Linked DNA regions of Homo sapiens: region 2 is linked to region 1. Evidence: read pairs that join two places in POLR2A ChIA-PET (ENCODE). Cell type or tissue: K562. All regions are shown on one strand. Each heading gives the region's core, and the rest is flanking DNA. Links, peaks and the distances in the headings are about the cores only. Region 1 holds the start of CD300LG (CD300 molecule like family member g). Region 2 overlaps MEOX1 (mesenchyme homeobox 1).

The links. Peaks named below come from ENCODE experiments on the same cell type or tissue, not always from the same donor. Only the 100,000 strongest peaks of a DNase experiment are listed, where the experiment ranks them.
Region 2: POLR2A ChIA-PET joins it to region 1 with 5 read pairs; 4 of 35 experiments call an interaction of 5 or more read pairs at or near these places.

Annotation. Positions count from the first base shown.
Region 1 is chr17:43,845,036-43,847,944 of GRCh38, forward strand. CD300LG (CD300 molecule like family member g) reads left to right here and starts at 2,141. Exons shown (of 7, transcript NM_145273.4): 1 at 2,141-2,224. The coding sequence starts at 2,182. It overlaps LOC107984979 (a long non-coding RNA gene), which reads left to right. Exons shown (of 3, transcript XR_001753057.2): 3 at 1,229-1,440. In K562, for the core only: a CTCF peak has its summit at 1,401 (motif pointing left); a DNase peak (open chromatin) is centred at 1,386.
Region 2 is chr17:43,647,595-43,650,503 of GRCh38, forward strand. All of the region lies in intron 1 of MEOX1 (mesenchyme homeobox 1), which reads right to left. Among named protein-coding and RNA genes, the nearest start is that of MEOX1, 13 kb to the right of the region's middle. In K562, for the core only: no CTCF peak of the experiment used is centred there; no DNase peak of the experiment used is centred there; H3K27me3 peaks cover 2,357 bases.

The DNA.
Region 1 (2,909 bases), core at 92-2,591:
ATAAGTCTGAATTTAAGAAATGTAGAGGATCAGAAATTATTCTGTGTAAGGACAAAAATAAATAAATAGAAGAGCAAAGATATGCTATCAAATGCTAGAATAAGTATTACTTTAAGGCCGGGCATGGTGGCTCGTGCCTGTAATCCCAGCACTTTGGGAGGCCGACGTGGGAGGATCGCATGAAGCCAGGAGTTTGAGAAAAGCCTGACAACATAACAAGACCCTGTCTCTACTAAAAATAAAAAATTAGCCAGGCAACAGTGGTGCACGCCTGTAGTGCCAGCTACTTGGGAGGCTGAGGTGGGAGGATCACTTCAGCCTGGGAGTTTGAGGCTGCAGTGAGCTGTGATGGCGCCACTGCACTCCAGTTTGGGCAACAAGAGTGAGACCTGTCTCAAAAATAAGTAAATAAACAAATACTTTTTTTTCTTTTTTTAGATAGAATTTCACTCTTGTTGCCTAGGCTGGAGTGCAATGGTGTGATCTCAGCTCACCACAACCTCCACCTTCTGGGTTCAAGCGATTCTCCTGCCTCAGCCTCCCTGAGTAGCTGGGATTACAGGCATACACCACCATGCCTGGCTAATTTTATATTTTTAGTAGAGACTGGGTTTCTCCATGTTGGTCAGGCTGGTCTCAAACTCCCGACTTCAGGTGATCCACCCGCCTCAGCCTCCCAAAGTGCTGGGATGACAGGCGTGAGCCACCATGCTGGGCCATAAATATTTTTTAATCTGTGTTTTTTTAAAACTGCAAAAACAGATCACCTTTTGTAGTCTGTACATGTAAAAGAGAGTCAGGGGCTGAGATCATGGTAACAGTTTTCCCCACCGTGAACAGCTGGCCCTGCCCACTAAATGGCAGCAGTGCTTCGCAGTCATTGTGAAATTAAAACACTTCTCCCCACGTTACTAGACTCACACACACACAATCTTCCCTCCCAGAACCACTGAGTTAATGCTTCAGATATTAACCTGACAAGTCAGTAAAATTCCAACTGAACATTTGGAAGGATATATGCCAAAATATTAATGGTGCTTTTCTAAAGCAGAAGGGGAATTACAAGAAGCACTCCCTTTTTTCTTTCTTTCCTTTTTACGTTCTGTATTGTGTAAAATTTTGCTTACAACCTGTATGAACTTTGCAACCAAACCAAAAAAAAAGTCATTTTTGAAGCCAGTGTGTCAGAGCTCCCAGTAGTGTACATGTTTGTTTTGGTCCTTTCAAGGAGGATTCAAGTCTGCGATGGAGAAACCACCAATTCACTTTTTCAAATGCCAAAACAACTCCGCAGGCGTGGAGGAGACCTATCTTGCAGCGCTGTAGGCCCAAGGCACCAGGGAATCCGGTCCAGCTCAGCCCTACAGCTTTGCTCAGCCCCGTCTGCACCGCCGCCCCGTGGCCAAGGGCAGTACTGCGTCCTCCAAAAGGCAAGGGCGGAGGAGGGGCCAGGGGCCTTGCCCCAGGGGCAAGCTTCTTTCTGTCCCACTGACCACATGGCAGTCTGGTGAAGTTTATGGACCCCTCTCTCAGTATAATGGCGGGTAAATATATAAATAAAATATATATGCTGGAAAGAAAACTAATACTGGTGAGATGATTCTTAAAACTCTTTATAAATGTGTAATATAATAATAGCCGTTTCATTATTGTAAATAACCAGCTCTAGGGGCAGGTCTAGGAACTCATTGTTTTCCAAGCAGTGAGGGGTATACACGACGTTTCGAGATATCCACAACTTGATGTGCCAGTGTCTGTGATTGTAATTGGTAACAAAGTTGCAGGTACTGCTAACAGTACACTCTGAATAAGAGGAAAAGCTAAATATTAGAAGTTGATGAAAGTCAATATGTAACTTTTTCCCATGCGAATTCGACTTACAGACCCCTTAGGGCGCACGGACCACAGGTTAAGGCCCCCTTGAAGGGGCACGAGTTTAGGAGAAACTCTGGTGTGGGTTTTCAGTCCTGGAAGGTGAGCCCTGGGGTAGGCACGCGTGGGCGCTCAGAAAAGGGAAGGCAGAGGCGCCTCCCCGGCTGGGCCTGCGGAGGGATGACCCACACGCCCCTCCCCTCGCTTCCTTGGCCTGGTTTCACGCGACTAGAGAAAGTTAAAGACCCGTGTGACTGAAGAGGAGCTCACAGTTCCCAGCGTCTGCTCCCACGGTGTCCAGCGCCCAGAATGCGGCTTCTGGTCCTGCTATGGGGTTGCCTGCTGCTCCCAGGTGAGATGGGGAGAGGGTCTCGGGAGGGATGTGGGGCTCACCCTTGTGGTCTGCAGGGAAAGGACCTCTTGACTGACTGATAGCCCCACCCCACCTATCCTCAGCCTCCTCAGCCCTAGGGGAGCGGGGCGGGCTGGGGGTGGGGGGAGGTGGGGGTGGCGCCGGGGCCGCACTTGCTGTTTCTGGAACCTAGAGCCAGGTTTTCTCCAGACCTGTGGGTTTCCCCTCATGGCAATGTGGCTGTGAGAGTTGCTTTGCCTCTCTAATCTTAATTTTTCTACCCTGTGCCAAGCCTGGAGGCGGACAAGACACCCCATCTGGTTGCCCTGTTAAACTCAGCAAATATTTGTTGAATTTCGGCTATGCCTCTCCCCACAACCCTGAAAGATGAAGAATTATCACGTTTCATCAATTCTTTTGCTTTCTTTTTCTTTACCTTCTAACACTTAAAATCAGGATAAATCCTACAACTGATGTCAGTTGTTCAGTTGGCAATAGTGAGACCCCATCTCTACAAACAAACAAACAAACAAACAAACAAAATTAGCCAGGCATGGTGGTGCACACTTGTAGTCCTAGCTAGTGGGAGGCTAAGGTGGGAGGATCGCTTGAGCCCCAGAGGTCAAGGCTACAGTGAGCCATGAGCACCATTGCCCTCCAGCCTGGGCAACAGAGTGAGATCCTG
Region 2 (2,909 bases), core at 296-2,795, 200 kb before region 1:
TTGCTACCCACATCTACCCTCCTCCAAGACCTGCTTAGGTGTGCACAGGTGCCCCATGATGTCCCCCAAATAACTTCCCCCACCCCAGTTCTGCAAATAGGGCAGCTGACTACTGCCAGCCAAGCTATGCCCCATCCCTGGCCACCTCTCCTCTCCTGTCTCTTATTGCCCTGATTTAGCCTCTGGGGTTCCAGTGCCGATTTCCAGCAGAGGAAACAGGAAGAAGAAGTCTGGGTTGGGAACTGACGGTCTCAGCTAACTCCCTGTGTGAACCTGGGGGCAATACCTACTAATGGTGGGTGGGATGGATATTGGCTCTGGGAGGGCGGTTGTCCCTTGTCAACTTCCCAGAGTGGGATCAACGTTCACCACTGTTGGAAATGATGAAGGGACCAGAAGTATGGGAAGCAAGCTATGAAAGTTGAAGTGGAAGTTACGCTCTCTTTGTTCTGCAACAGTATTACAAATTGCAATATATTCAGCAAGATGGAAACACTATGAGCACTTGCATGCCGTTTCTGGGAGCTGTTCGGTCACCCTGCTCATGGGCACAGTTCCTGTGCACCCTGCCACATGAAAGTAACTCATGCTGGGTGGGGCGCAGGTGGCTCAGGCCTGTAATCCCAGCACTTTGGGAGGCCGAGGCGGGCGGATCATAAGGTCAGGAGATCGAGACCATCCTGGCTAACATGGTGAAACCCCGTCTCTACTAAAAATACAAAAAATTAGCCAGGCGTGGTGGCGGGCGCCTGTAGTCCCAGCTACTGGGAAGGCTGAGGCAGGAGAATGGCATGAACCTGGGAGGCGGAGCTTGCAGTGAGCCACGAGTACCACTGCACTCCAGCCTGGGCAACAGAGAAAGACTCTGTCTCAAAAAAAAAAAAAAAAAGAAAAGAAAAAGAAACTAACTCATGCTTCCCAAGATGGTCTGTTCCCAGGATAGTACAACTTTGTTAGGGAGGCTTCCTCTCCTCTGTGGGCCTCAGTTTCCCCATGTGTAGAAGTATGGGATTGGACCGGATTCTGTTTCTGCCAGGGAGCTGGTGTCAGAATTCCTTCCTGGAACATAAGCCTTGATGCCCTACACTCCCTACTCTCTCTTCCATTGAGAACCCTTAGCCTTGATGAAGTCTGAGGCTCTTCCAACTTCACGTATTCTTGTCTCAGCTCCTAGTTCCTCCCTTCAGTCAGATCTGAGGTCTTGCTGTGTGCTCTGTTCCAAAGCCCTCCCCAGCCTTCCCACAGCTCAATGATCAGGGCTCTGCTGGGCCGTTTCTCTCTCCCTGCCTTGAGCTGTGTGGAGGGAAGTTATATATGCAGACGTGTCGGAGGACCTGTTGGTGAACCTGGGCCTTAGCACTCATAGGTGAGTGAGGCACCGAGGAAGAGCTTTTGGATCTTGGGCAAGTCCTTTAGGTTCTTGGAGCTTCAATTTCCTCATTTGCAAAGCAGGAATAGCTACACCCGCTGTGCTTATCAGGCTGAGAAGTAACAGGAGCTGGATAGCGGGCGTTAACACCTAGCACAGTGCCTGGCATGTCACTGAAGCTCTGTTCACAAGAACCATCAGAAAGAGTTCTATTGGAGATTATATCTGAGATGACTCACGGGCAGAGTTAGAGCACTATGCTCCTTAAGGCACCACATCTCCAGACCTGTGTGAAAGGGTTATCTTTTAAATGTCTGGCCTTTCAGCTTTTTTTTTTTTTTTTTTTTTTTTGAGGCTGAGTCTCACTTTGGTCACCCAGGCTGGAGATTGGTCACTGCAATGGCGGGATCTCGGCTCACCGCAACCTCTGCCTCCTGGGTTCAAGCGATTCTCCTGCCTCAGCCTCTGGAGTAGCTGGGATTATGGGTGCCTGCCGCCACACTAGGCTAATTTTTGTATTTTTAGTAGAGATGGGGTTTCTCCACGTTGGCCAGGCTCGTCTCGAACTCCTGACCTCAGGTGATCCACCTGCCTCGGCCTCCCAAAGTGCTGAGATTACAGGCATGAGCCACTGCACCTGGCCTAGGCCACTATTGCTGCAGCCTTCAGAGTTCCACAATTCCAGGCACAACAACTAGATGTGTCACATGGCAATCCACATCACTCCTGCGCTGCTTCTCTCTTGGGGGCCGCAGATGCCTCTTCCAGAACTGCGGAGGGAGGATGCTGGCCCTCAGTGGGCTGCCTCTGTGATTAGGAAGGAGTTGCCCCACCCCAGCCCCTGCATAGCCCTCACCCTCTGCTGGAGCAGGGCTGTGAGGGAACAGTCAAATGCCCAGAGAAATGCAAACGGTGTGCATGTGATTGCGGTTTCCACCATGAGCTTCCACACCATCCAGGGCAAATTATTTCATATGTAGCTGCCACATTTGGCAGGCCTTCGTAAAGTGAGCAGACAGCTTTATCAGAGCTACAGGGAGGTTCAGACAGACCCATCCCTGTCTGAACATTTCTGGAGTTCTGTACTCTACAGTCCAACTCTGAGGGCACCAGTTTACATAAATTAATATCCAAATCAGACAGGATGCCAAATGCCTCACATTCAAATAGCACTGTGCAGTTGACAAGGGATTTCTTTCCTCCAAAGAGAACTTCTTTTAGGCTTTCACAGATACTACAGAATCATAGAAAGTAGAGGTGGGAGGGACTTAGAGATGATCAATGTCACCTTTTCATTTTATAGGTGAGCTTAGAGAAGGTAAGGAACTCCTGTAAGGACACACGGCAAGTTAGGGGCAGAATTGGGCCTAGAACCCAGATTTTCTTGTTAGGAAGCTCTTTCCACCCTATTGGGCTGTCTCCTATTTTATCCTCTTAATTATTCCATTAGGTAGGTAAGGTACACATTAGCCCGTTGAACATATGAGCAATTAAGATCCAGAGACTAAATGACTTGCCCAAGGCCCCTGGGACCAGTCTA